4 separate regions of the Mus musculus genome follow, and all the other regions are linked to region 1. The links are chromatin loops, found by intact Hi-C in ENCODE. Cell type or tissue: left cerebral cortex. All regions are shown on one strand. Links, peaks and the distances in the headings refer to the core of each region. The heading gives the core; the rest is flanking DNA.

Evidence for each region. Hi-C counts contacts between places; a loop is a spot of excess contacts. Peaks named below come from ENCODE experiments on the same cell type or tissue, not always from the same donor. Only the 100,000 strongest peaks of a DNase experiment are listed, where the experiment ranks them.
Region 2: a loop joins it to region 1, with 3 times the contacts of the local background. A loop is called at or near these places in 14 of 42 quality-filtered maps.
Region 3: it touches region 1 in a loop (2.3-fold over the local background); 22 of 42 quality-filtered maps call a loop at or near these places.
Region 4: it touches region 1 in a loop (9-fold over the local background); 20 of 42 quality-filtered maps call a loop at or near these places.

The regions. Positions count from the first base shown.
Region 1 is chr5:86,800,216-86,807,943 of GRCm38, forward strand. Ythdc1 (YTH domain containing 1) reads left to right here and starts at 4,051. Exons shown (of 17, transcript NM_001347375.1): 1 at 4,051-4,376. The coding sequence starts at 4,349. In left cerebral cortex, for the core only: no CTCF peak of the experiment used is centred there; DNase peaks (open chromatin) are centred at 3,974 and 5,011; H3K4me3 peaks cover 2,183 bases; H3K27ac peaks cover 1,804 bases.
Region 2 is chr5:86,062,736-86,070,463 of GRCm38, forward strand. It overlaps Cenpc1 (centromere protein C1), which reads right to left and starts at 2,848. Exons shown (of 19, transcript NM_007683.4): 1 at 2,593-2,848. The coding sequence starts at 2,610. In left cerebral cortex, for the core only: CTCF peaks have their summits at 1,673 and 3,975 (motif pointing right); DNase peaks (open chromatin) are centred at 2,937 and 3,983; H3K4me3 peaks cover 2,856 bases; H3K27ac peaks cover 1,029 bases.
Region 3 is chr5:86,188,820-86,193,819 of GRCm38, forward strand. The region is part of intron 1 of Gnrhr (gonadotropin releasing hormone receptor); the gene reads right to left. Among named protein-coding and RNA genes, the nearest start is that of Gnrhr, 6.6 kb to the right of the region's middle. In left cerebral cortex, for the core only: CTCF peaks have their summits at 2,162 (motif pointing left) and 2,683 (motif pointing right); DNase peaks (open chromatin) are centred at 1,782, 2,152 and 2,701.
Region 4 is chr5:86,168,814-86,176,541 of GRCm38, forward strand. It overlaps Uba6 (ubiquitin-like modifier activating enzyme 6), which reads right to left and starts at 3,930. Exons shown (of 33, transcript NM_172712.2): 1 at 3,855-3,930; 2 at 1,742-1,804. The coding sequence starts at 3,925. In left cerebral cortex, for the core only: no CTCF peak of the experiment used is centred there; DNase peaks (open chromatin) are centred at 3,442, 4,104 and 4,706; H3K4me3 peaks cover 2,121 bases; H3K27ac peaks cover 1,449 bases.

The DNA.
Region 1 (7,728 bases), core at 1,078-6,077:
TAAATCTCTTTCAGGCAGCTTATCTGGTCTCAGAGTCTTCTTTGCAAGGCTGGCTTGTCTGAGAGTGACGCATGCCTTTTATTGTTTTCTCTGGCAGGTAGAGGACCCTAGAGAATGTGGTAAATTTCAGGGACTTCCTGAGTTAGTTTGAATTGTTTACTCTTTCTGATTACTGTTTCTGTCCCTGAAGGATGGAATGTTTCAATCTCAGAGGAAATTGTTTTTTTTTTTAATTTTTATTGGTTATTTTATTTATTTACATTTCAAATGTTATCCCCCCTTCCTGTTTTTCTCTTCACAAGCCCCCATCCCATGCCCCCTTCCTTCCATCTTCTATGAGGGTGCTCCCCTCCACCTACCCCACCCACTCACATCTTACACCCTAGCATTTCCCTACTGTGGGGCATCGAGCTTTCACAGGACCAAGGGCCTTCCCTACCATTGATGCCAGATAAAGTTATCCTCTGCTACATATGCAACTAGAGCCATGGGCCCCTCCATGTGTATTCTTTGGTTAGTGGTTTAGTCCCTGAGAGCTCTGAGGTATCTGGTTAGTTGATATTGTTGTTCTTCCTATGGGTTGCAAACCCCTTCAGCTACTTCAGTCTTTCCTCTAACTCCTCCATTGGGGTCCCACTGCTCAGCTCCATGGTTGGCTGCAAAGATCCACATCTGTATTGGTAAGGCTCTGGCACAGCCTCTCAGGAGACAGCTATATCAGGCTCCTGTCAGTAAGCACTTCTTATCATCAGCAATAGTGTCTGGGTTTGGTAACTGTATGTGGGATGGATCCCCAGGTGGGACTGTCTCTGAATGGCCTTTCCTTCAGTCTCTATTCCACACTTTGTCAGAGAAAACTACTGTTATGTAACACCTCAGACATACCTGAAGGGACACGATCCCACTTGAGCGGGAGGCTCTGGCAGGCCTTGCCCTTTTATACCATTTCTTTAGTCTTGCTGAAAACCATTAGATTACATTCCTAAAACTAGCCACCAAGGTCTAATTACTTATTTGGCCACTTCTTCCTCCTAAAGCTGACTACCAAAGTCCAGCTATGAGTATTGAAGAGCAGCAATCAAAAGCTTTCTTTATCTCACCTAATTAACATGCCCAATTAAAATGAAACACCTCATTCTAATATGGGATTTTCCCTTTTCCCTTTATAAATTGCCATTTGCCTATAAGCCACATCTGTTTTCTATCTACAGGCAGTCCTTTCTCTTCCAGGACAAATACCCCTGCACCCTCTCTCTTGTCCCCTTTTCCTTCTTCCACATCCTCTATCTCTTAACCTCTGCTCTTCTGAGGCAAGTAAATATCTCCTTTTTGTTGAGAATTTGGTCTTGGGGCTTCTGAGCAGATACCATAACTTACAACACCCAAGTGTGCCTCACCAATCTAGATAATTCAGAGTCTAGTCAAATTGACAATACAACGAGTCACCATAGATAGAAGTCCTAATACGAGGAGGCACCTAGCATCTGATTTTCTACTGTTGTCTTTTGTTTATTTAAGACTGGGTTTCCCTGTGTAGCCCTAGCTGCCCTGAAACTTACTATGTAGACCATGCTGGCCTCAGAGATCTGCCTGCCTCTGTCTCCTCCATGCTAGGATTAAAGGCCTCTGCCACCACACCCAGTTTTATTTAATTACTATATGTACATATAATGTATTACACATAGCTAGTTGCAGTGATGTTTATTTCATTAGTGATTGCAAAATGGTGATGTCTTAGTTGTATGGCTCTTTGACTATGGCACATTGGCATTACCAGTTACTTATTTTGGTACCTCTAAGTTACAATTTGAATGGGAAAGACAGAATAAGTGATCGTTTCTCTCTATCCAAGTGTTATAAACCCCAGTATGCTAGGATGTACCGGCTCTTGTGAGGTGGACGCATGAGGGTCATGGAATTCTAGAGAGTCAAGAATATACTTTTTGAGAAAGTGAGGCTTTCCCAAGAAATAAAACCAAAAGTGGTAAATGTGACTGGCTGGTCTTCTACTATCATCCAAGGGATTCTGACAAGCAGCTCAAACTACAAGTCTACGTGTGTAGACTTGCTTTTACATTCTATAGGATGGTTCTTTGGAGTATCCAGGGTGTTTTCACTTCCTACCTTTCAGTAGGCTTACTCCAAGTTATTTTCCCTGAAGATCTCGTACTACTGTTTGTTTGGTTTGGTTTTTCTGTGTAGCCCTGGCTGTCCTGGAACTTGCTTTTAGACTACGCAGGCCTAAAATCCAAGAGATCTGCGCTTCAGCTTCCCAAGTGCTTGGATTAAAGGCATGTGATGCCACCACCAGTGGGCAGTGACTTTTGTCAAACATCATCTCAGTACTTGTCTTCTCATTCACCTCCATTCCTGGTTACTGGAATGCCCCGCAGATCTTCATTCACCTCCATTCCTGGTTACTGGAATGCCCCGCAGATCTTCATTCACCTCCATTCCTGGCTACTCGAATGCCCCTCAGATCTTCATTCACCTCCATTCCTGGTTACTGGAATGCCCCGCAGATCTTCATTCACCTCCATTCCTGGTTACTGGAATGCCCCGCAGATCTTCATTCACCTCCATTCCTGGTTACTGGAATGCCCCGCAGATCTTCATTCACCTCCATTCCTGGTTACTGGAATGCCCCTCAGATCTTCATAAAGTCTTTGTATGTGCTTTCCGAAGACAATTAGTGCTTATTTGTTATTGTCTCTTATCTTTTACCATCAGTCTTCACCTCCACAGGAGGGCCTCTGTACTAGCTTTTCTCCATAAAAAGGGGTCTTATCACTATAGCAACTGTCTGTCTGTCTGTCTGTCTGTCTCTCTCTCTGTTTTCCAAGTCAAGGTTTCTCTGTGTAGCCCTGGCTGTCTTGGATCTTGCTTTGTAGACCAGGCTGTTCTTGAACTCAGATATCTGCTTGCCTCCTCCCTAATGGGAGGATTAAAGGTATGCATCACCCTTTTCTAGCTAGCTTTTTTTTTTTTTAATAAAGTTCACAATTTTCTTTTTCCCTTTTGTCTTTTTTCTTCCTTTCCATTTTTTTTTGTTTGTTTTTCTTTTGAGCTAAGGTTTCACTGTAGCCCTGGCTATCCCAGTACTGTTCACTCTATAGACCAGGCTGGGCTCTAACTCAGAGATTCCCCTGCCTCTGCTTTCAGAATGCTGGGTTTCAAGGTGTGCACCACCACTCCTGGCGTCAGCACAACTTTCAATTTGTTTACTCAAACCTTGGCTGCCTTAACTAGAAGATAAACTCAGACTTCCTTTGAGGGAGAACACATTTGTTTGTTTATTTTTGAAGCAGGGTTTCTGTGTAGCCATGGGTGTCTTGGAACTCAATCTGTATGCCAGGATGGCCTCGAACTCACAGGGATCCTCCTGCCTCTGCCTCTGCCTCTGCCTCTCCAGTGCTGGGATTAAAGATGAGCCCAAATACCACCCAACAATAAAGCTATTCTTAACCCCTGGTCCTAGAACAATATTTAAAAAGAAGTAGTAGACACTACTAATCAAATAAAAGAAAATTAAATATATAAAAAAGACATAGCCGGGCAGTGGTGGTTTATGCCTTTAATCTCAGCACTTGGGAGGCATAGGCAGGCGGATTTCTGAGTTCGAGGCCAGCCTGGTCTACAGAGTGAGTTCCAGGACAGCCAGGGCCACACAGAGAAACCCTGTCTCGTAAAACCAAAGAAAGACATAACACCCTTTCTGATGGTGTCTCACACTAACCATTCAAGGCCTTCCAAACGTTTCTGGTGAGATGTCTGCATCCTTGAGCTGTAGGAAGCACAGCAGAGAAGCCTAAATACCGATTATCCTCTGGAACGAGGGCGGTTCCCTGGACGTCAAGTTTGCGCGCGGGGCGGGACGACGTGCCGAAGTCACGCCCTCTTACGTCCCGCTTCTCGCTCCAGTCCCCGTCCCCGCCTCCGCCCCCGCCCCGGTTCCCCGCACTGTGACGTTCCGCGAGAGGCACAGAGCGTAAACAGCGCAAGGCATTTCGGGAGCGGGATTGTTTCGCGCAGGAAGCAGGCTCCATTTTAGCGCCGCCCGGCGTCGCCATCTGTGTCTCTCTCCTCCCCCTTGTCTCTGTGGTGGCCGAACCCCAACAGGAAGGCTGAAGCCCGCGCCGACCGAGGCCAGAGAGCCAGGCGGGAAGAGAACCAGAGCACGGGAGGAAGGGTTGCGCGTAGGAAGCTGAGTGGAGCAGGTCAGGTCGAAGCGCGCGGCCCGCCGGACGGACTGACGGACGGACTCGTGCGCCTGCGGCCGCGTCTGCGGCGCCCGCGCGACTCGCGTCCCGGCGGCGGCGGTGGCGGCGGCGGAAGCCGGAGGGCAGCCATGGCGGCCGACAGCCGGGAGGAGAAAGGTGAGTGTGGAGGACGGGGCCTCGGGGCGGCCGGGCGAGGGGACCTAGGAGCCGCGGCCTGCGGGCGAGGCGGGAGGTTAGGGCCTCGCGCAGAGCAGGCGGCCGCATCGTGACCCGCTCCTTGCGAGGCCTGGCCTGCTGGGCCCGGCGTCCTCGTCTCTGCGGCGGCTCCCACCTCGACCAGGGCTTTGCTTCTCTCGTCACTCCCGGGAGCGGTTGGGAGAGGGCTTGCTTTGAGGAACTTGCCCCCGGGCACGTTTCCTGGCCGGATTATGCGGATGTAATGCGTATTTTTCTGAACTGTCGTCTTTTTGGTTGACTTTTTTCGAAAATAACGTCACAGTTAGCATTGTTAGACTAGTGAGTAGACTAGTTTAATTCATTCAGGTGGATTATTAATCATGAGAAATACCTGTAAGTAGCTTCTCACTGATCTTTTGGATAAGCTAAGAATCGCTTCTTTTATTCCTCGAGTATTTACTTTGGAAAGAAAGATATTAGGAAAAAAACAAACAAACAAACAAACACCCATGCCCCTTCTTCCAAAAGTCCTAGCAACGGATCTCCCAGAATAGTGCAGAGTTCTCAAAAGATTCAGCGAGGAATACGTAGGTGGAGGCTAGAGAGACTTGGAAAGATAAAAAGAAAACATTTTAGTTGATAAAATGTCATTTCTTCTGAAATACTATATAGAGACCACAGATGCCAGTATAGGATCCAGACCATAGAAGATACTCGTCTAGATGGGATGCAGTCTTGAGAGAGTTCTCAGCTCTGGGACTATCGCGACAGTCTTAGAAGAAAATAGTGCACACTTGCTGCCCTGCATTTCACAAATCTCTGCTTGTGGCTCATTAAATTTGAGGTGGAGATTTGTTAAGTGGGCTGAACAGTCATTAAAGCTTTTTTCCACTTTTCTGGTCTGTCTTGAGTGGGAATATGTTTAAAGATCTGTCTTTGTCATAAGCATCCTCCCCCCCCCCCCCCCCTTAGGGACATGGTTTCCATGTAGCCCTGCCTGTTCTGGAACTTGATTTGCAGACAGGCTGGCCTCAAACTTGAGAGATCTGCCTGCTTCTGCCTCCTGAGTGCAAGGCATGTGCCATCACTGCCCAGTTGAAGCAATTCTCGATGCACACATTGCAGTTTATTTTTTATTCTGAAACTAAACCTGTTCCTCGAGACATTCTGAAGGACTGTGAAGGAAGAATTCTGATAGTGAATAAAGGACTATCTTATTATATAAAGTCAGTTGTAAAAAAAAAAAAAAAAACCTGAAGATCCTTTCAACCTTTGATTGGCAGGATAAGATTTATGACTTAGTAGTTTTGGTGGCTGCCATGGTAGATGAACCAAACACAAAAGCGATTAAAATTCAGTTGTCAGTATAGTTTCTATTAAAGTGAAGATAATTTAGAAATCAGTAATATACAACAATGCACAGTGAAGTAATGATCATTTGCTTTTAGAAGTGGACTTAATATTGAAGATGCACTTTAAACACAAAAACTCGATTATTGAGTTGTGATGTCATTCGTCACCAATGCTTAGAATATTTGGAAATAGTTTTTTAAAACTTAATTTTTCTAATTGTGCTTTATTTGAATTTTCTGGTACAAGTGACTTTTTTATAGTTAAAATCAAGATTATTTCTCTATACTAGCAGCTAGTAAATACCTACTGGAAGTGCTTAGTGTTACTTGATCATTGTCACTCACCTATGAAAGTCAGTATTAAAACGAATAAGTACCTTTAATCCCAGCACTTGGGAGGCAGAGGCAGGCAGATTTCCGAGTTCGAGGCCAGCCTGGTCTACAGAGTGAGTTCCAGGACAAGTCAGGACTACACAGAGAAACCGTGTCTCGAAAAAACAAAAAACCAAAACAAAAAAACCGAATAAGTAATACTTAAAGAAAAGTGAGAATGTTAAGAGAAATTTGTATCATTTGTTATGTGTTTAACAGGAAAGTACGAAGATTATAAGAATCTTAGTCATAATGGTGGCAATGTAGGCCTTTAATCCCAGCACTTAGGAGGCAGAGGCAAGTAGATCTCTTGAGTACAAAGCCAGCTTGGTTTACAGAATGAGTTCTGGAGCAGGTAAGATTCCTTTTTATGGGAGAAGAGAAATGTCCCATAAAAAGGAATCTTAATCATGCTAAAACTTAAGCCTTTAATAAATTCATAACTTTTGGAAACTCTTGATTAAAAAACAAGTCTCAGAAAATAAGAAAGTTGCAATTATGCGTGTTAATCACAATGAATTTTAGAGTCATAGGAATTCTTAATTTATTGGGCTTTGTAATAAACATCAATTCCTGTAATGTTTCAGTTAATCCTCTATACTTGGATAGTCTACCAGCTCCCTGCTATTTTTGTGTTGATTTGTCCAAAAAGTTGACTGTTAATGTGAGTTTTTTAAAAATAATACTGGGAAACAACAGCACCTTGTGTATTCCATGGATTTTTCTCTATGATGAAGAAATGCACATCTTTTCTGATAAACATTTTACATGAATTTTATTTGAATCCCTACAGGATATAGTCTACAAAGAATAGTTAACCCAAAATGTGTATGAATTTTTGCTTTTGTAAGTAATTGTCTACATTTCCAGATCGAAAGCTTCAGGAGGGCAAGGGGTGTGATTGTCTTGTTTGTAGGTATCTTTTAAAGTATTGTGTCCTCTGTTCCTTAAATATTTATGTGGTTCGACTTTAATGAATAACAGCATAAGCATTGTAAAGTACAGAGCTGAGTTTTACTTACTCTCATGCATCATACACACAAGCTTCTGTGTATATAGCGTGTATAAACCTGTATACATGCTGTGGCTAGCACTGTTGGGAGCTAGTTGCTTGAGGAAGGGCTCTATAAAACAGTATGGGTTTGATTTACATCTCCTTTCATTTTGGATCTTGTTTTAGTTTACTGGTAGTAGAAGTGGGAAAATAAAGAGATACTATCTTTGGGTGCCAGTTGGTTATATGGAAGGTGGAAAATATTGATGGGAAGGTCTCTCTTCAAGTCTCTGGACATCATTTAGAAGAATAGTTGTTTTCAGGCTGGAAGTATAGCTCAGTAGCAAAGTATAGTTGTTTGCTTTTGTGAAAACCCTAGTTTGGTTCCCAGAACCCACATGTCAACTACCATTGTTCCTTACTCCAATTCCAGGGTCCAATGTCTGATATCCACCAGATTTGCTCATAGTCCACACATGTTTACATGTAGGCAAAACACACTGACACATTTAGAAGAATGGTGTCTTTTAATGACTGAAATTTATTTGAGGGATTATCCTGATGTAAATATACTTTGCTTGATAGCAAAAGGAAGAGATTGCTGGACATCCTG
Region 2 (7,728 bases), core at 1,138-6,137, 740 kb before region 1:
CCTATCTCAAAAAAAAAAAAAAAAAAAAAAGAAAAAGAAAAAGAAAAAGAAAAAAGAAAAAAAAAGAAAGAAAAGAAAAGAAAAGAAAAAGAAAAGAAAAGAAATGAGAAATAGCATATGCTGGCGAGGATGTGGAAAAAGAAGAATTCCATTGCTGGTGGGCATGCAAAACTATTACAACCACTCTGGAAATCAATGTGTTAGTTTCTCAGAAAACTGAGAATAGTTCTACTCCAAGACCCAGCTATATATGCCACTCCTGGGCATATACCAAATGATGCCCCCATCATACCACAAGGACACTTGCTCAACTACATTCATAGCAGCTTTACTCATAATAGCCAGAAACTGGCAACAACCTCAATGTCCCTCAACTGAAGAATGGATAATGAAAATGTTGTACATCTACACAATGGAATACCACTCAGCTACTAAAAACAAAGACATAATGAAATTTACAGGAAAATGGATGGAACTAGAAAATATCTTAAGTGAGGTAACCTAGACCCAGAAAGACAAGCATGGTATGTACTCATAAATGAATATTAGCCATAAAGTACAAAATAAACATGCTACAATCCACAGACCAAAGAAACTAAGTAATAAAGAGTGCCCAAGGGAAGATGCATGACTCACTCAAAAGGGAAAATAATATAGAGATGGATGGAGGCAGGGAACTGGGTGGGAGAGGGGAGGAGAACAGAAATGGGGATTGGGTGTGGGAAGAGTGGAGGATGCATAGGGTTGGCTGGGAAAGTGAACAGAAACTGGTGGGGGGCATCTCTGGGGCTAGCTAGAGAACTGGGGTGGGGTGGGGCACACAACACTCCCTGGAGTCTATGGGGGTGACCCTAGCTGAAACTCCTAGCAGTAGGGTATATGGAAACTGAAGTGGCCACATCCTATCAGACAGGACCCCTAGTGGAATGATAAGGATACCAACCCATTCACAAAACCTGAAATTAGCCCTGCCTACATACACAAGATGTACAGAGATAAAGATAGAGCGATGGAGCAGAAATTGAGGAAACAGCTTACCAATGACTGGCCCAACTTGAGATCCACCCCATTCAAGAGAGCCAATCTCTGACACTATTATTAATACTCTGCTATGCTTGCCAATAGAACCTACTATAACTGTCTCCTGAGAAGCTTCATCCAGCAACAGATGGAAACAAACTCAGAGATCACAGTCAAATATCAGACAGAGCTCAGGGACTCTTGTCTAAGAGTAGAGGATAGAATGAATCAGGAGGTGCTACACACACTCCGAGAGGCCTGGAAGCACTCACAAGGCAAAGAGTTTCAAGGAATCCCAACCTCCTGGTATCTTGGCATTCTCATAACCCATATACTCATACCCTATCCCCACGTTAGTCTGGTGTATGGATCCATGTGTTCTCTTTTAGTATTATTTTATTATAAGTGCCTTTAAAGATTGAATTCTGACATAACTAAGCCTTCGCCAGTGTTCCGACATCCCAAAAAATCCTTGAAGCCGACAAACTTGGAATTCAGTAAGAAGGTTATCTATTCAGTAACATTCAAATTTACTTCTAATTCACACTGGCCTAGGGAATAGGTGGGTTTACCATGAAAGAGTTAGGGAATCCCCGAGACAGGTTTCTTCACTAGGTCCAAAAGAAACAACATAATCAGGCATTTACTAAGAACCCCTAGTGGTGGGCTTAACAATAAATAGACTAGCATTACACCAGGCTCCCTTCTTAGTGGCAGTGGCCTGGTCCCTGCCTTCTTTTGATGTATACATTCCTTATGTTTTGTGTCACTGTAACTCGGTGGATGTATCTCGCCTTGGTTCTTGTTATTCTTCTGTATAAAAAGTTCGATGCTCGACTAAACTGTCTTTTCATACATGTTAAGCATGCATAAACACACACACAACTACATGATAGAAACCATCAACGAAGGTTTTCTTTCAAAGATAAATTGAACTGCTGAGTTAGGGAGGAAATAGGGCATAGTAATCATACAAAACTTGGAATGAATATCAAGTGTGTCAAGAGACATAAAGTGGCAAGTCGTGGCCCACATCAAACATTCAAAGCTGGCACCTTTTAAAATATGATTGCCTTGTATAAAGCTTTATCATTAACAGGTGTCCCATAAATATTAGACTCTTCACATAAAATAGTATTTCGAAATTAATACTCGAGGTTTTCCAGACCATCAAGACTGGCTTGTACAATAGTCATGAGTATTTGGAAGACTGAAAAACGGGAAAAGGCTGAAATGTAGAAATGAAGGAATCTCTTCCGGGGGGGGGGGGGGGGAGCAGGCACGGATGGATGAGCTTACGACGTGAACCAGTAACAGTCCAGTTACTTCCACTACCAGTACACCAGCACACCTGATTTGTTACCTGTGCAGCTTTTAAGCCACCCCAGACAAGCCCCACCCCACCCAGACAGGCGGGACTAGGCACCCGCTACCCGATCCCTCCGCACCCCTCACAAGCCTCCGCACCCCTCACAAGCCTCACCCCACCCCACCCCGACAAGCCGGATATGCACCCGGTCCAGCACAGGGCGAGCGACGCATCGCGCAGGCCCGATCCAGACCCGCACTTACCAGATGGAACGAGGCCATGGTTCCGGCCCACTAGGTCAAACGGAGGCCTGAGAGGGAAACCCAAGCCGGCCAGGGTTCCAGGAGGGTTAGAGTAAGATTGCGGACGGAGGCGTCCCCAGAGCTGCGCGACCCGCACTTAACACTCAGCCGTAAATAAACAGCAGCCACCAAGAAAAATAAATGAATAAAAGTCAAACGAGCCACGCCTGCGCACAAGCCTAGCTTAGCCGGCCGTTAATTGGCGTTTTTTAAAGACTCCGGCTCTTGTTCCCGCCCATTCGCCTGTTACTCACCTATCAACCCGCCTTTCTCAGTTCGCCCCGCCCTCCTGCCCAGCGCGCCTTGCTCTTCCGCCCGCGTCTCAACCTCCCACTCATCGCCCCGCCTCTCACCCGTCGCCACGCCTTTCACCAGTCGCCACGCCTCTCACCCTTCGCCACTCCCCTCGCCGGTCGCCACGCCTCTCACCCTTCGCCACTCCCCTCGCCGGTCGACTTGTCCGGGCTTTGTGTGGACTCTCCTGTTCTACTTTCTTCAGACAGTTTGTTGCGTCTATGACTGCTCGTATTTAGAAAGCAGGTGTTGAGCACCACCTGTGCTCCTTGAGATAAATGTATAATACATCCCAGCAGTTCTACTACGGATTAATAGGTAATACTTAAAAAGGATTACAGGTAGAAATTGCTGGCGTTTTGAGCAGAGTACACTACGCAGATTCGTCAGCTGCAACCCGCCCATCTATACAGTATCTCTGAAAATAGTAATGCTATTCTTTTTTCAAGTATTTAAAAATTATTTATGAAGCAAAGGCATAAATTATATATGCATATCAGTAGAACGAACATAATGTTTTTAAGAGAAAGTGACTGCTTCTGTCTTATGCGAAAATTAAGGTAATGACCCCAATTGGAAAACAAGGAAAATACACCGATGTGTATTTTGTCCTGTCCACGTGACTCTAGGTCGCAGCCTGTAGCTGCTCTATTTCCTTAGGAGACAGAATGCCATAAATACATACATACATACATACATACATACATACAGAAGGAAGGAAAGAAAAGAGAGAGAGTCTGCAGGGATGGAGCGATGGCTCAGTGGTCAAGAGCGCTTGCTGCACTTTTAAAGGAGCAAAGTTCGATTCCCAGCACCCACAAAGCAACTCAACCGTTTGTAGCTCCAGTTCCAGGGGATCTGACACCTATTCCGGCCTCAGCTAGCAAAAAGCACGCACGTGATGTCCTCGCAGGCAAGCAGACAAAACAATCATACCTATAAAGTGAATAAATCTCTTTTTAGTGTAGATTATTTTAGAATGATGGGGCTCCATATGAGCTGAATGTGCTCATGATTGCAGCGACGCTTGCCCGGCTCGCCAGTCAGATCCGCCAGAGGGCAGCAGAGGTGCTGCAAACTTACTTATTTATCATATTCTCCAATGGGAAGCTACAGAGTCCAGGCAAACTGTACAACAGCTACGACTCGATAAATCTCCAAGAGGAGTCAGCCGACCCTGGCGGCTGAAACGGAGACTTTCTCCTGCGTTGAAAATCATTTTGAGACGGTTGTCCTCGGTTGCAACACGACACTTTGTGGGAATTTTGAACAAGACCTGTGACCAAAATGAAAGGGCAAGATGCTTGAGTTGCTCAACATGCAGACGCTGTTTGCTGAAAAAGCAGTTGAGAGTGAATCGACTCTAGAGAATCACATCAAAACGTTCAGAGTAAACATGGGGGTTTTTGCTTTGGTGCCTTTGGAACCAACAAGCATCAGGAAGCTGTTGCTGTCCAGGAGAATAAACAAAGTTGGCAATGAGGGTTTGAGTCTCTCAGCTGCTCAAGACACAGAGAGACCAGCCCTAATACACAGGGTGTGACCTCTCAGGTAGGTGATGGCATCCAGGATGACTTGCAAGTTGATCGCCTTCCACCTTCCTTCGAATTGTGCTGATGCTGCCCAACCTGGAATAGTTGAAAATATTCTGCCCCGCTCCCCACAGAGGATGAAGCTCGAGAAAGTCCAAGTGGAACTTCCAGAAAGGTATCATCAGAAGAAATACTGAGGATGATCAAACAGGACAGCCAGTGGGGCTTTTTGTCGTCAAAATGCTAACATCCCACAGGGAATGAGGAGAGGAGAGCAGAGCCCACCAGGCCGAACGCATCTGATTTCTAAGACCCTCATCAAGTTCACAGCCCAGAAAGGCATAAAGGGGAAAGTGTGCTGGGACCTGAAACTCTCACTCCACCCCTCAACCCCACCCCTGCACATCATGAAAACCAGCCTGGTGGAGCACTTTACCTGCCTAGCTTATAGCAACGGCCACACACAGAGCATAATCTCTGATTCTGTGAAGGCAACAATAACTGCGTGTGTGGTTACCCTTGCCTTGCGCATAAATGACTTCCAGATTTCCCTGATAGTGTTACAGGCAAAATGGCACACTATGTCCTAAATTTGGATCATCTGCAGATACTTGTTCATTCAAAATGACCCTAGAGGGTTTTCGGAGGGGAAACGAGGAAAGGGGTTATAACATTTGAAATGTAAATAAAGAAAATATCCAATAAATTTAAAAAAAAAATGACCCTAGGAAACCATAAATGATAAAATGCCAAACTTTATCTCACAGGTAGTACATAAAAATAAAAGCGTGTTAAAGAGAGAAAACACAAAGAAAAAAATGCCAGCAACCTTATGGGGCAGAAATTGTAGCTGGATTAGGGGAAATTTTATTATATTGAAAAATACGTTGAGAAGAGCAAAATGTAATCTCATTATGGGACACTTCTGGTGTTACAATAAAATTTCAATAATTCTATAGCCAATGAAGGAATTATTAAAAAGACTGTAATCAGTCATTCCTATTAAAGCCCATGCGCCATCCAGCATTTAACAGCTTAGACAATCTTGGAAGGAATGGTAAAACAGTGGCTCTGGGGCAGGTTTAGAGGACCAGGGTCAAAAAAAATCAACAACAACAACAACAAAAACAGTGCAATTAAAGCTACACTAAAACACTAAAGCAGTTCTGAGGCAAATCGAAAAATTAGGAACCTGATAATAATGTTGGCCTCTAAAGAACATAAAGGAAATGCAATCAGGAAGTCACCGGAGTTACAAAACTGCCACCTCACGGAAGGCTCCGTGAATGCTAGGCCACACCAAGGCTGACCACCTCATACCTAACACTAACTGATGCCCCCTGGCTAAGTTGTCAGCATCCATGAAGCTAGTGACCAGACACTGTACCCTCCCACCCTGTTACCATGGAAAAGTCAGACACCTATGACTCATCCCTGCCCTTTCTTTGGGAGGAAAAAAAGCAAAGGCAGCAGTAAGAAATGATTGTGCTTCTCTTCTGCCTGCTTCTACAGATAAGAGCCTCACTCTGGGAACAGGGGAAATGGCTGTGAAACAGTGAAGCTTCAATCCACGGTTTCCTCCAGCAGGACCAACTGAATGATCTCAAAGGAACAATAAAGACTTGAATCTTGTATATGTTGGGTTTGTAGTGGTAAAAATATATTTTCTAAAAATTTGACTCATACAATAACATAACTATTATTCTAGCCCCAAAGTATCTATCATTCTGAATTCTTAGTTTCTGTTAAAGCTAACTGTAGCTTGCGATTGTCCTGATTTGGGAACTGGTGTTCTGGATCTATTTGCCCTCTGGGTTAGACTTTTCAACAGTGTAACCAAGCACTTGAGGAAACAACGTAACGGGAAGGGTTTTATTTTGCTCCCGGTTTCAGAAGTGTCAGTTCATGATAACAGAGGGGATATGGCAGCAGACACACAAACCACAGAAGCCAGGGAGCAGCCACACCCCCTTTTATTCCATCCTGGCTCCTTGGTATGTGCGAGGGAGTCGTCCCCTCTTAGTTAAGCTTCCCTGTAAATGTCCTCATAGACATATCCGGGAGTGTTCTTTACTAATCTAGGTGCTCCACGACCAGTTGTCAATCAAGAACCACAAGCTCAGCTGGGTGTGGCGGTGTACATCTTTGATCTCAGCACAGGCAGGCAGATAGATCTTCTGGAGTGCAAGGCCACCACCCTGGCTTACAAAGTACGTTCCAAGTCAATCAAGTTGCATAATGAGACCCTGTCTTCAAAAGGGGGAAAGGGAGATCCATAACCTCCCATATTATTCTACATATATAACAAGATACATTCTAAAATAGTAGGAACGTATAGCTAAGAGGAGCTCTTAGCAGCTAAGAGTAATTCTTCATTCAATACTTAAAATGCTAAGGCTAGCAAATTAAATTCTTAAACAGTGATTCTTCCTCTTTTTTTTTCCTGACCCAAATACTTCAGGAAAGCATGTTTTGATTTTTTTAAAAAGGCTCACTGTGTCAATAATTACAGGGTAAAGGGCAAGGGAAGAAACCCTACAATGAGTACCTAGGAATCCCTGGGATCCTATTACAACCATTTCCATTTTCTCTACTGAAAATACTTTCATCCTACCAGAGTCAATAAAAACTGACTGGAACTGAGACTGTGTGACTTGTAATTCATTCAAATATTCCAACTTATGGATAAAATTAAAGCTGTTTTTCCCCCCAGTTATGTGTTGTAAACACATATGCATGCATACACACCACACACACATGCACATATATATTTATTTTTATGTTTCATATTTATATGCAATATATTAACATATTTTATATCAGTGAAACATTTATATATTATATATTGTTTTATATATTTATACATGTTATTTATTTATTTATTTATATGCTTTTCAAGACAAAATCTCTGGCTGTCCAGGAATACATTTATAGGCCAGACTGGTCTGAACTGAGAAATTTACCTGCCACTGCATCCCAAGTGCTGAGAGTAAAGGCAAGTATCACCATGCCTGGCAACACGATTATATTCAACTCAAATTTCTTTTAAATCTATTGAAACATATTGTGATGCATGTGAAGATAAATCAGTAAATAGTAAGGGCCAGAAATTTGGAAGTACCGGATGAGGACATTTCTATTCCTACTTTCTGGCTTAATCAGTATAATAAGTCAATAAAGTAATTCTTCCCAATAACAGATTTCACCAGGCTCTTGAAGGAGAAGTAAGAATTCACCAAGTAGATAACAAAAAGAAGGGTGTGGGAGCACA
Region 3 (5,000 bases), core at 1-5,000, 610 kb before region 1:
CTTAGAGTTCTAGATACATTTTATTGATTCTATTCCTCTGGACAATTCTAAGACAGCATTTATTCATCATCAATCCTATACCCAGAGATTTACTTTCAACATACGTCCATAAAACCATTACGTGGAAAGAATTGTGCAGGAGATCCTTCGCTGATGGCGCGTTATTGGGAACCAAGAAGTGTCAGAATAATCGACATGACCTTTTACAGAACAGTGGCTGAGTGAATGATGGGAGACTATACAGCAGTAAGAGTAGGTAAGAGCCTATTTGTGACTGTGTCTGTGTATTTATATGTTTATATTTATTTCAGTTCTGCACTAGAGGGCGGGTTGAAGCTTGGTTTCCAAATTCCTTCTTTTACCAAAAGAATCTAGTGCTTGCTGGAGTGGATGGACCAAAGCCTGAGGCAGACAAAATACAGTATGTTCTTCAGATGGCCTTGCAAGTGTCCAGAACTGTCTAGAGAAGACTTGGGTGTGAAGGAGAGACTAAAATCCAGCTGGAGAAATCCGAGACAGTTTAATAATCAAACAACAAGAAAGAAACTAATCAAAAGTAATGATAAAAAACAGGACTTGGTGGCACAGTCCTCCAATTCCAGCAAGCAGACCTCAGGATTCATATGTTCCAAGCCAGCCACAGCCACACAGCAAGACTCTGTTTAAAAACCAACAAACAAAAAGTAGTGATAAACTATCAAACAAAGCAAGAATCCATGAACCCACGTGGATGTAAATTATACAAAACAAAAATGGGCATAACTAAAAGCTTTTCTTTAATATAGGATGCTTATAAAGTAAAGGGAATAAATACAGTGGAGTTGTTTGCCAATCACTGTAATACCGGCTTCAGCAAAAATCATCAATAATTGGCAAAAAATAATCAGTGAAATTTTGAGAATAGGACATTGAGAAAATATCAAAGTATCACCTCCTAGACACTTACTCATCATAAAGAGTAAGACAACTTTATAATGGAGAAATAACCATGTAATTACCATCAGAGGACAAGTTGACATCATTTGTCTCCTTAGACAATGCATTGAGATGAAACCAACATTACATCTTCAGTGTGCTTACTTAAGCTATAGTATAGATAAACCTAAAGTGGGGAGCAATTTGCAAATGGCCCATTGTCTTCAAAAGTATCACTCTTATAAAACATGGAAGGAGACAGGAACAGTTCCAGGGAAAGGGACTTCGGTAATGGCATAGAAACCACCGTTTAGCCTTGTGTTTCCTTTTGTTAAAAAGATCAGAAATTGGGGAAGGTCTGGGAGGATTGGGGGAGGGGGAAACACGATCAAAATACATTATTTAAAAGTTATTTAAGTACAATTTTTTTTTTCAAGAGCAGGAAACCAATTAGGACGACAGATGAAATTTGAATTGGGCATATAGATTAGATGATAGTACCTTCTAGGGGCTAATTCCTCATTTTAATACCCCTGTTGTGGGGGTGTATGAGATCTCGTCGTCAACACTTGGTAAAGAAATACCATATCCCCAACTTTTAAACAACTCGCAACCATTGAAGAGCGGCGACAGCTGTGGTGGTTTGCATGAGAATGGCCCTCACAGGCGCTTCTATTTGCAACCCTACTCCCGGGTAGACTGTTTGCAAGGACGGAGGGATGCGGTCTTGCTGGAGGAAGTGCATTGTTGAGGGTGGACTATGAGGTTTCGAAAGCCCACTGCAGGCCTAGTCCTTCCCCAAATCTTTGCCTGCTGACTACAGACAAACTCTCAGCTCCTGTTCCAGAATGACGCCTACGCGCTTTCCACCGAGAAGATCATAGACCTGCTCTCGAAAACTGCAAGCAAGCCCCAGCCCAGCACTTCCTTTTTAAAGAGTTGCCTTGGTCACAGTGTCTTTTTACAGCAGTAGGACAGAATAGCACAGAAAATGTTAATACTTGGTGACATATAGGTTAAAGGTAGCCAAGAAATCGTCAAGCCCTTGCAACCTTGCTCTGAGTGTGAAATCCTCTTTTAAAATGATGTCTTTATTTTAAATTAAAAAAAAAAAAACCCAGCTTGAATACATTCATGAAAACGTTGTAAGTCATATTCGAAAATGAACTCCAGGGTTGGAGTGTTGGATACTTAACAGTGCTGAAGTTCCCAGCTTACAACTGCCCTAAGCTGTAGCTTCAGGGGATCTAGTGCCCTCTTGTGGCCTCCATGAGCATACCGCACACAAATAAAACCGAGTCCCAAAAAACAAAACAAAACAAAACAAAAATCAAAATTCTAGTAGACATGCATTCTTTTTTTTTTTTTTTTTGACCCATAAAGCACATTTTAAAAAATGTTTGTCATTTTCAAGCATCCTTTGGTAACATTGTGCAGATACAAAGAAGAGAAGAAACACATTAAAAAAATCTATAGCAAGTAAATTTGAACAAATGCTTTTGATATAATCAAATGGTGGCTAATATGCTATATTTTTTCCATTGAATAAGATATTTTAGTTTTCTTTGCAGTTCGTTCTGGATTTCTTTACTCTGGAAGGTTATGGGGTAGAAGTGGAGTGTGCTTTTTACAAAAAGGATTATGAAAAATGCTTTTTCTTTGTGGAATAGAGAAACAATTTGTATCTTATATTTGTACTTACAACATTGACATTTCAATTTCAGATCTTTTGTCAAGCGGACAATAAAGTTTAAATTAATCCACTAGAGGGCAGCAAAGGATCATACCATCATCCCCAAACCAGCAGCCCCAAAGGAGTCAGCTACTTTTATCCTAAGATCCAGGTTGATTTTCCCCTACGTTATAATCGGAGTTGATTGTTATCTCATAGGCCTTTTTGCCTTGGCTTGATTTAAGCCGCAGTTTTAAAGCAGATCAATATATATTTTTCTCTCTTATTCTTGTTTCTGTCAGTCTCTGTTTTACCACAATCAAGAACCCAAGGTTTCCCTTCCTCACAAGCAACTGAAGATACTTACTTCTTCTTGAATATGATATTTTGTCCACGTCTGGGAATGTAATAAGTGGATAATATGGATTTAATGTAATAATCATAATACATACAGACTAATTATTTTTACACTAGAAGTTCAGGAAGGTATATGGAGATTCAAATATTACCTGTAAATTTCATTTCTTTTAGCCTTGGTTTGATCTCCTCCACCCCCGCACTGTGTTCATTCCGGTGATTAACACAGAGACCCACTTCTCTCTCAGCGGTTCCTTTGTCCTTGGATCCTGTCTTCAGTTTCTGTTTATTTTTTTTTTCCCTTCTCCATGACTCACAGTCTTATCAGTGTTTGTTTCATTTTGCTATAATCCAGAACATTCTGTTTCTTGTTTTTGGAGGCAATTGAAGAGATGAATTTGTTCTTAGAATATGATCTTCTATCTGCAGTTTACCAAACCAACTACAGCTCACAGCTTAAATTTCCCTAAATGTGGGTTTAGTTTTTTAGTTTTTTTAGTGTTTTTTTTTTTTTTTAAACTTCAGTTTCTTCAGCTATATAGTAGAATTCATAATAGACTCTTTCTGGTGGCATTGTCATGACGATGGAGTTGTTTCCTGCAAAGCCCCTGGACTAGTGCTTATGAAGCTAACGCTAGCTGGAGCCCAATCATAGTTATTATGAACATTTGAGGCACACTTTTCTTTGTACCCATAAGTACATAGTCATACATCCATAAATACAAACTGTATACTTTTTCCCCTTATATACATTTGTAACTTTAAGTTTTCCTTCCTGTGGGCTAGACTTTGCCTACTGTGCTGGAGTGTAGTAATTAAATGCTCTGACTACAAGTGCTGTGGGCACCATTCACAGATCCCTGGCCCTTAGGATATCAAGTCTGGTGCCAGGCCTCACTGTGTGCTTATTGTCTACAGAGTGGACATTTAATGGGACAATAACCTGTGCAGAGCCCTGAGCTACATGGAATTCTATTTTTGGTTTGGCTTTGGATAGAGGTATTATCAATGGCGACCTTTAACCTCTTAAATTTCCGTCTCTCATGTGCTGAGACTACAGGTATGCCACCATGTCATGTTTGGGTTTCTTTAAGCAGAGAAATTAGAGTACAGGGAAGTGCCTGGGACAAACTGCAGGTACTAACAAAGAGGACGGTGTACGTGTGTCGAGGCTTGCAGAGGGTTTTCACAGCCAAACCCTAGATCTCTGGTTCTGAGTGCTAAGTCTTAACCAGAGTACGGACTATTTTAATCCTGACGCTTAATTAGCAATTTGTGGTTTGAAAGGTCAGTAAAGTTTTGATGTTATCCTGCGGGGGGTGGGGGTGGGGTGGGAAGAAGGACCAAGAAGTCTGTTGTGGGAGTTTGTCTCCTGGAAATGATAGGTTCACTACACCCATGATACCTTAACGACAGAGATGCATAAAAAAGGCCTGAAAATGATATCAATAGACACATTAATTTGGAAGGGGGAGAGCTCATAGCTCCCACTCTTAAACAAAGAACCACAGACAATTAACAACAGAGAGAAGGAGAATTAGTCTTTCTAAGGGGTGAGTCTCCTGTTTGTATCTAGTACCAAGTACAGGCTCATCCCTGAAATTGCACACACACAGACACACACACAGACACACACACACACACACACACACACACAGACACACACACACACAGACAGACACACACACAGCACTAAATGTATGTCTTCTTTATATATTTATTTCTATATCATATGGGTAAAGATTTCCATGCACATGCCAAAAGAATGTAATTTTTATGCTTATTTTTTAACTATGTCCAATAGTAATTGGATTCCTAGATGTGGATAGGTAAATAGCCATCTGAACAAATGGAGTAGTGTAATTTATACCTTGCCTATAGAATTAATTGTATTATATTAAAATTTCTACTCATCAGAATACCCTGGGCATCTCATCTAGTACTCATGGGCTCAATTTCTTCATGTGAAAACTAAGAACAATATACATAATTTATATCGTTGTTGGGAACATTCACGAAGTATTCCATATAAAGGCATTTAGCATAATTCTTCACA
Region 4 (7,728 bases), core at 1,290-6,289, 630 kb before region 1:
TAAACGTGTTTCTTAAAGTATTGGTAGATAAACCTTCCAGATCTTCCCAATATAGGTGTCCAATATATGGAAACTCTACTCTAGCATACTAATTTCCCTGAAGTTGGTTGCTAAAAATATTTTAGTGTATGTATGTTTGAATACTGCTGTAGTATACAAGTTTGTATGGAAAAGTCCAAGGGCAATGTCTACAGAGTCGGTGTTTTCCTCCCATCATGTGGGACTAACTCAGGTTGTCAGGCTTGGTGACAAGCACCTTCAGTCACTGAACCATTTCTCTAATCCGCAGAGATTTGGTTATATACACCTGAAGCTGAGAACTTAATCTGAGTTCATTCTTCTTTGTTATATGGTCTTAAGATGCAAGGAGCAGCAGATTCAGCATCGCTATATATCTTAGTCTTCCAGAAGTCTCGAAGAGTCACTAAATTCTCAGACTCTCAAACTTATTAAGTTAGGAGTATCAGTGAATCGACTTTGAACAGTATACTGGCTAGTTTTGTGTCAACTTACACAGCTGGAGTTATCACAGAAAAAGGAGCTTCAGTTGAGGAAATGCCTCTGAGATCCAACTGTAAGGCATTTTCTCAATTAGTGATCAAGGGGAAAAGGCCCCTTGTGGGTGGGACCATTCCTGGGACAGTAATCTTGGTTCTATAAGAGAGCAGGCTGAGCAAGCCAGGGGAAGCCAGCCAGTAAGGCACATCCCTCCATGGCTTCTGCATCAGCTCCTGCTTCCTGACCTGCTTGAGTTCCAGTCCTGACTTCCTTGGTGATGAACAGCAATATGGAAATGTAAACTGAATAAACCCTTTCCTCCCCAACTTGCTTCTTGGTCATGATGTTTGTGCAGGAATAGAAACCCTGACTAAGACAAACAGTTAATATAATAGCACAGATTCCAGTACTCTCAATACTATCCAGAGGAGAGTCTTAACTAACTTTAAAACAAACCAAATTAACAACCACAATCACAATTAAGAAAATTCTATTGCTTTAGGATCACTTTCAGTGTAAAATGATGTACTAATTATTTTTCTCATTTCTAAGACAAAATACTGGATAGAAAAAGGAAAAAAAAAAGAGATGTATTTGGGTCACAGTTTTAGAGTTCATTTATGGTTGCTTGGTCTCATACAGGTGGAAAATGTACCACAGTGACTCATAGCCAGCAGCAGAGACACTAAGGAACTAATGGCCAGGGCTAACCTTTCGAAGCTCACCGTAGGTGATCTTTTCTTCCTCTCTCTAGGCTCTACCTACTTAAGTTTCTATATTTCCTCAAAAGTACCACCAATAAGGGACCTTTAAATAAATGAATAGAAGACTCTTCCTATTCAAGGTATATCTCACTTTAAAAAAAAACTCATTAGAGTTCATCCAAATTATAACTGTCATGAATTTCTCTACTATCTATATTGTATTTTCTTGAGAATTCACTAAAATAATTTTCCTCTAAACTTGACTGCATAACCGAAGAAACCCCTACACTATCAAGAATAGTAGTAAAACCTATTTTCTAAACTCAAGACATTTACTTTCTTATTAGAGAGTAAAATTACATGCTAAAACTTTCATACTATATATAACGTGAGAAAATCCCACAAAAATCTCAATTTTAATTTAAAAGAACTTGTAGGATATCCATATGAAATTCTTCACAGGTATAGCCATCAAAAAAGACTATGAGATTCTATACTAACCATTATAAAAGGTGGGTTTTAGTCTCTGAAGTTCTTACCTGTATAATCCATCATCGATTTCCAAAGATTCTGTTGTCATGGTAGGTAAATTTTTACTTGCACTAGGGGGGAAAAAAACCCAAACTATTAAACAGCAAATATGGGTTTTAATTATTCATACTCTATAATGTGAAATTCAATTGTGCATGAAACAAGATTCCCAAGTTACTAAAGGTCTGTACTGGCTGGTTTTGTGTGTCAACTTGACACAGGCTAGAGTTATCACAGAGAAAGGAGCTTCAGTTGGGGAAGTGCCTCCATGAGATCCAGCTATGGGTCATTTTCTCAGTTGGTGATCAAAGGGGGAGGGCCCCTAGTGGGTGGTGCCATCCCTGGGCTGGTAGTCTTGGGTTCTATAAGAGAGCAGGCTGAGCAAGCCAGGGGAAGCAGGCCAGTAAGGAACATCCCTCCATGGCCTCTGCATCAGCTCCTGCTTCCTGACCTGCTTGAATTCCAGTCCTGACTTCCTTTGGTGATCAACAGCAATATGAGAAGCGTAAGCTGAATAAACCGTTTCCTCCCCAACTTGCTTCTTGGTCATGGTTTTGTACAAGAATAGAAACCCTTAGCCGGGCGTGGTGGCGCACGCCTTTAGTCCCAGCACTCGGGAGGCAGAGGCAGGCGGATTTCTGAGTTGGAGGCCAGCCTGGTCTACAAAGTGAGCTCCAGGACAGCCAGGGCTATTCAGAGAAACCCTGTCTCGAAAAACCAAAAAAGAATAGAAACCCTTAGACAAGGTCCTTCCATACAAAATGTATGTTTTCTTAGGTATCATCTTCCTTAGAGTTTTAAAATGTGTTGAAGTTAATTTCACTAACTGTTGCTATGTGCAGTGCTTGCTGTTGAGATTTTTAGAGCAACCAGACACTAACTGCACTGTAAGCACCTCATATAATAAAGTCAGCATATTCACACAACATATACTAAAACTATATATAAACCTGTAGTATCCTATCATTTTGTTTCTATTTTACACACTTTATTGCACTTGCTATTCTATGTTACACACAATGACTTAGGTGGATTAAAGTTCTGACTAAAAATGAGAACGGGGTTATGCTCAGCCGCTTAATGGCTATGGCCAACACTTAAAAAGCTCTGTCTCAATGATTGTTTCGAGAATATGTTCAAAAACAGTCACGCCTGATTGCACATACTTGTAATCTCAGAAATTCAGACGAGGAGGGAGGAAGCCATCTTTGGCAAACTTGGAGCCAGCCTCAGAATCAATATAATAATAATAATAATAATAATAACAACAACAACAACAACAACAACAATAACAAATCATCTGTAAGAGCAACTAAGGGGCAGATATTTGTATTCAATAATATTTCTTAAGTCGATTTTGGCAGCATTGGCCAGGGCAGACAATACTTCCATCCAGTCCTTGAAGTATATGTCTCAATGTGCAATGTAAAGCTAGTAACGTAAGAAATCCATCACTTCTATATTTGGTATGTAATAGTCATATACTGGGTAGGATACAAGCGGGGCTTTCTTAACTGTAAGATGACCAAAAGAGAACTAACGCAAACACTGGAGAGAGTATACCAGGACCCCAACCCCGGAATTTTTGCAGGCTGAGAAAGAAAAACTCCAAGATCCTCAGCGGGAAATAATCCTAGGAACCTTGGGCCCCGCCCCGCGCTCCAACACCCCCGTAGTAAACAGAGAGGATTCTCGGGGTGTCCACACTGCAACGGATTCATCCTGACTTGAGCTCTCAAGAACAGTTTTCCTAAGGAGCACGGCTGGAGGAGGATAGTGCTCCGTGGCGCTGAAGGAAGTGTGCCAAGCAACAGGGGCCACAACCCTCTCCTGAATGACTGGCCGCTCAGAAGTAGTGACCTGAGGGAAGGATGCTGGACCCGACCCGGGAAGAGCCGGTCTCCTCAGAGGAGCGGAGCTGGAGCAGCGAGGGCAGCGCCCACGCCGCCACACCCACCGCCCGCCGGCTCGCTCGCTCGTTCGCCACCTCGCTAGCTCCCTGTGGCTCCGCGCGGCCCCGTGGCCTCCGCGCGCTCCGAGCCGCCGGAACGCGAGAACGGAGCCCGCGTCGGCGTTCCTCCGCTCCTTCCCGCCCAGCCTGCCCCGGGCCAGGCCTCTCACCCGCAGGCTCCCCAGGAGGAGCAGGACGCCTCTTCACAGGAAAGCACAGCCAACGGCTCGGACCGCTCCATCGCCTTCCGACAGACTGACTGCAGCGAGGCGGGGAGGCAGGCGAGGGGGCGGGGCCGCGAGGGTCAAGGGGCGGGCGGCGACGTCACCAGGGGGAGGAGCTGGGGAAAAGTACGCCCAGGACAGGGTTTCCAGTCAGCCCCTGGGACACCTGACTTCCGGTTGGGGCGGGGCAACGGGGCGCGCTTCCTTGCAGGTGAGGGGAGTGCCTACGTGAAGGCTGCTGAGCGCTGAGGGCAAACGCGGAACCAAAACGCGTCACTTCCGGCTGTGAGAGCGTACCGCTCCAGGGGGCTCGACAGCTACCAGATGCTGTTGCCTTGCAAATCCAGAACTGTTACAGTGCCTTGAGGAGATCGCTTTTCTGAACAACAACAACAAAAAGAGGACATTTCCAGGCTGGGATTCCACTTAAAGATTCCATTTAAATTGTTTTGAACATCTATTACTGATCTCTGTAGTCAAGTGACTAAAAAGAGCTGTAAAATTTGGCACTTTCATTTTAAGGGAGGAAAAACAAGGAACTCAAATGATATGATCAAAGACATACAGCCAGTAACTCATATTACCAGTTCTCTGATTGCCGATTTCTCATCTAATTCTTTTTTTTCATTCATTCTCATTTTACCATTTTTAGAAAACAATTGTGTACACACAGTACAATTAAGAATCTTTGTTGTTGTTTTTTTTCGAGACAGGGTTTCTTTGTGCAGCCCTGGCTGTCCTGGAGCTCACTCTGTAGACCAGGCTGGCCTCGAACTCAGAAATCTGCCTGCCTCTGCCTCTTCCTCCCAAGTGCTGGGATTAAGTGTGTGCCACCACGCCCAGCTATTAAGAATCTTTCTAACTGGTGATGTGTTTGACGAAACACTAGCCCAATTTTAAAAATCCGTGTTTGATTATAGACATAGGGCAGCGTTCTGTAAAGTATAACAGGTTTTACTTCAAAATTGTCTTGAAATCACAAAAATGATTTTAGGGTTGGTGGTCACCACAGCACGAGAAGTTGTATGAAAGAGTCACAGCATTATCAGTGAGAACACAGTAGCTTCTCCGGGCAGAGGAACTTTGCTGTATGTTAAAGCATGTTTTTATATTTTTTACTAGCTTTGTGTCTTGACTTTTTCTGTATCTGTTACTGCTATTAGGGAAAATAAATTTTTATTTCCTTAGTCCAAGGAGACCATGGATTTAAGGGAAACTTTTCTAACTTAAAAACTATCTGTCCCTGTTGTATGGCTTGATTGAAAAAAAAAAAAAAAATGTGGCTCCCAACCAGGCAGCATACACTAGCTTGAGGCCCTTGACACATGTACAGCAGAGGACTGCCAGGTCTGGTCTGAGTGAGAGACTTGAGGCCCCAGGGAGTGAGGAGGTCTGGTGGGGAAGGGTGGGGGAGGGGCATCCTCTCGAAGAGGGAAAAGGAGGAGGAGGAGGAGGAGGAATGGGATGAGGAACTGCCAGAGGGCAGACCTGGAGGGGGACTGGACTGTTAAAAAAAAAAAAAAAAAAAAAAAAGATTTAAAAAAAGTAAAATACTAATACTACTAGTATGGCTCAATGCCTGTCATGTCCACTCCTATTCGTTCTCAACCCTGGTGTTAGCTGTCTCTTGTCTTCTTGTCTCTGTCTGTGCTGAGCTGCATCCTAACGCTGCATGTAATCATTCTACTTGCAAACATTTGTTTCTGAATAATTTCAGATTTACAGAAAATTTAGAAAGATAATAGAGAATTTATCTGAATTCTTCAAATAACTTGCCCATTTTGTATTTGGGTGCATTTTTCATGACTTAGAAATTGATATTTGTGTGATACTTAAATCCATACATTTTACTAAGATACCACAGGTTTTTCTGCTAACCATTCCCCTCAGAATCCATTCCAGGATAACAGGAAACATTTACGATGAGCTGATATTACCAAATTTTGTAGGTGAATACTGTGATGTGTATTTTCCTGAAACACATATGCCTGTGCAAATTCTGTAAATCAAAATGTTTACATTATAAATTATATATAACCAACAATCATATTGTTTCTATAATAACAGAACATATCCAAGTCTATTTCTCTTATTTCATACTTCTGAACTATTAAATAATAGCACAGTAAAGATGCTCAATATATAATTTCTTTGACTTACAGAAGACGACTCAGAGATTAAATGGCTCAAATAAATTCATATCATTTTTTTTCATACAACCAGGGCTAGAATTCAGTGTTGTTCCTAGCCTGGTGTTCTGAGAGACTGGACCACCCATTTCACAATTAAAAATTGATTACTAATGTCAAGTCAGCACATTAATACATATGTTCCTGAATTTTGAGCAAGATCTTTTCCCAAGGACGTTCTAAAATTTGAACTGGTTGAAAGCTAACTGTTTAACCCAGAGGTAATTCTTTTGTAAAGGAAAAGTCTTTATTAAAACCTTAATAGTTATGCACTGATTTGAGCTGTGGATCGGAATATGTATGTTGCAGACTGCATGTGCTTACATCACCCAGATTCAGATGTTGAAACCATATTCATGGTGATGGAATTTGAAGATTGCATTGTTCAGAGATGAAAGCTTAGAGATCCCTGTCATCCTTCTGGTCCTATAAGGGCATAGCAAGAGCCAATTTTCCCAGAACCAGAGTGGGCCCTTCCTTATAAGAGATACAAAATCTGTGGGCACTTTGTAGTCTTGAGAAAGGGGGGTTTATGTAAGAGCCTACACAGATTACAGCAATTGAAGATCACAGTGTTTGGAATAGTTTTAAAATGGTTTATAGAATAAAAGAAGAGCAATAGCCATAAGCTTGCAACTTAAATACCAGTTTCAAGGACATTCTAAAAAACAGGTTTTTAGTTTATGTGTGTATTTTGCCTGCATGTATATATGTACACTGCATGTGTTCCTGCTGTATCGGATACCTTGAAAAATGGATTTCTAGCTGGCTGTGAACCTCTCTGTGGGTGCAGATGCTCCGAACTAACCCAGGTCTCCTGGAACAGGAATAAGTGCCCTCAACCACTGAGCCACTTTCCAGCCCGTTCAGGGCATTTTAATTGTTTGATTGTGTACGTGACAGTGTTGGCAGAGAAAAATGTAACAATTATACTGTCACATTTACCTTTTGACTAATAAGGACAAAACCCCTGAAAATCCCTAAATGGGCCTTCAAATTTTCATATCTTTTTTCTGGGTAATATGCTGTCGTTTCATCTGGATCTATCTGTTCTGACTGGGGAAGGGAGGCAATTGAGCAGCCCCCTGAAACAATACCCAGTCCTTATTTAAGAGATTGAGATTTTAGCCACAGTGACTATTCCCCCATAAACTCAACTGTAGTTTAAACTCTTACAGAAAGTGCAGTAGTCACTGGATCAATGGAGGCTTTCTTGCACAGGTATTTGTAGTCCACAGAGCTAAGGTGCTGGAAAAATGAACTCAAGGACCACCAGAGCTACCCTAGGCAGTGCCATTTAGGTCCTTTGTCTCAAAGTGGAAGGATGCATTTTACAGAGTTTAGACGGGAAGATGGTTTTATAGGTGGAATCTCAAGAAAAAGAAGGAAGGAGAGGCCCTGTGTAGGAAGATTGGGTCCCAAACAATGGGCACTGACAAGGACTGGACTCCAGGTTTTCTTAGAACATAGGGAAGAAGCTCTGGAGAGACAACGGGGGAGGGGCAGTCAGTCCAGTCAGTCCCACCTTGTTTCCAGGTGCCTCTTTTGGTTACATCTCCGTTTAGCTCCCTGGCAGTGGAGCTCACTTAACTTGTGTAAAAGGGAAAGAAAGCCAGTGGGAAACACAATTA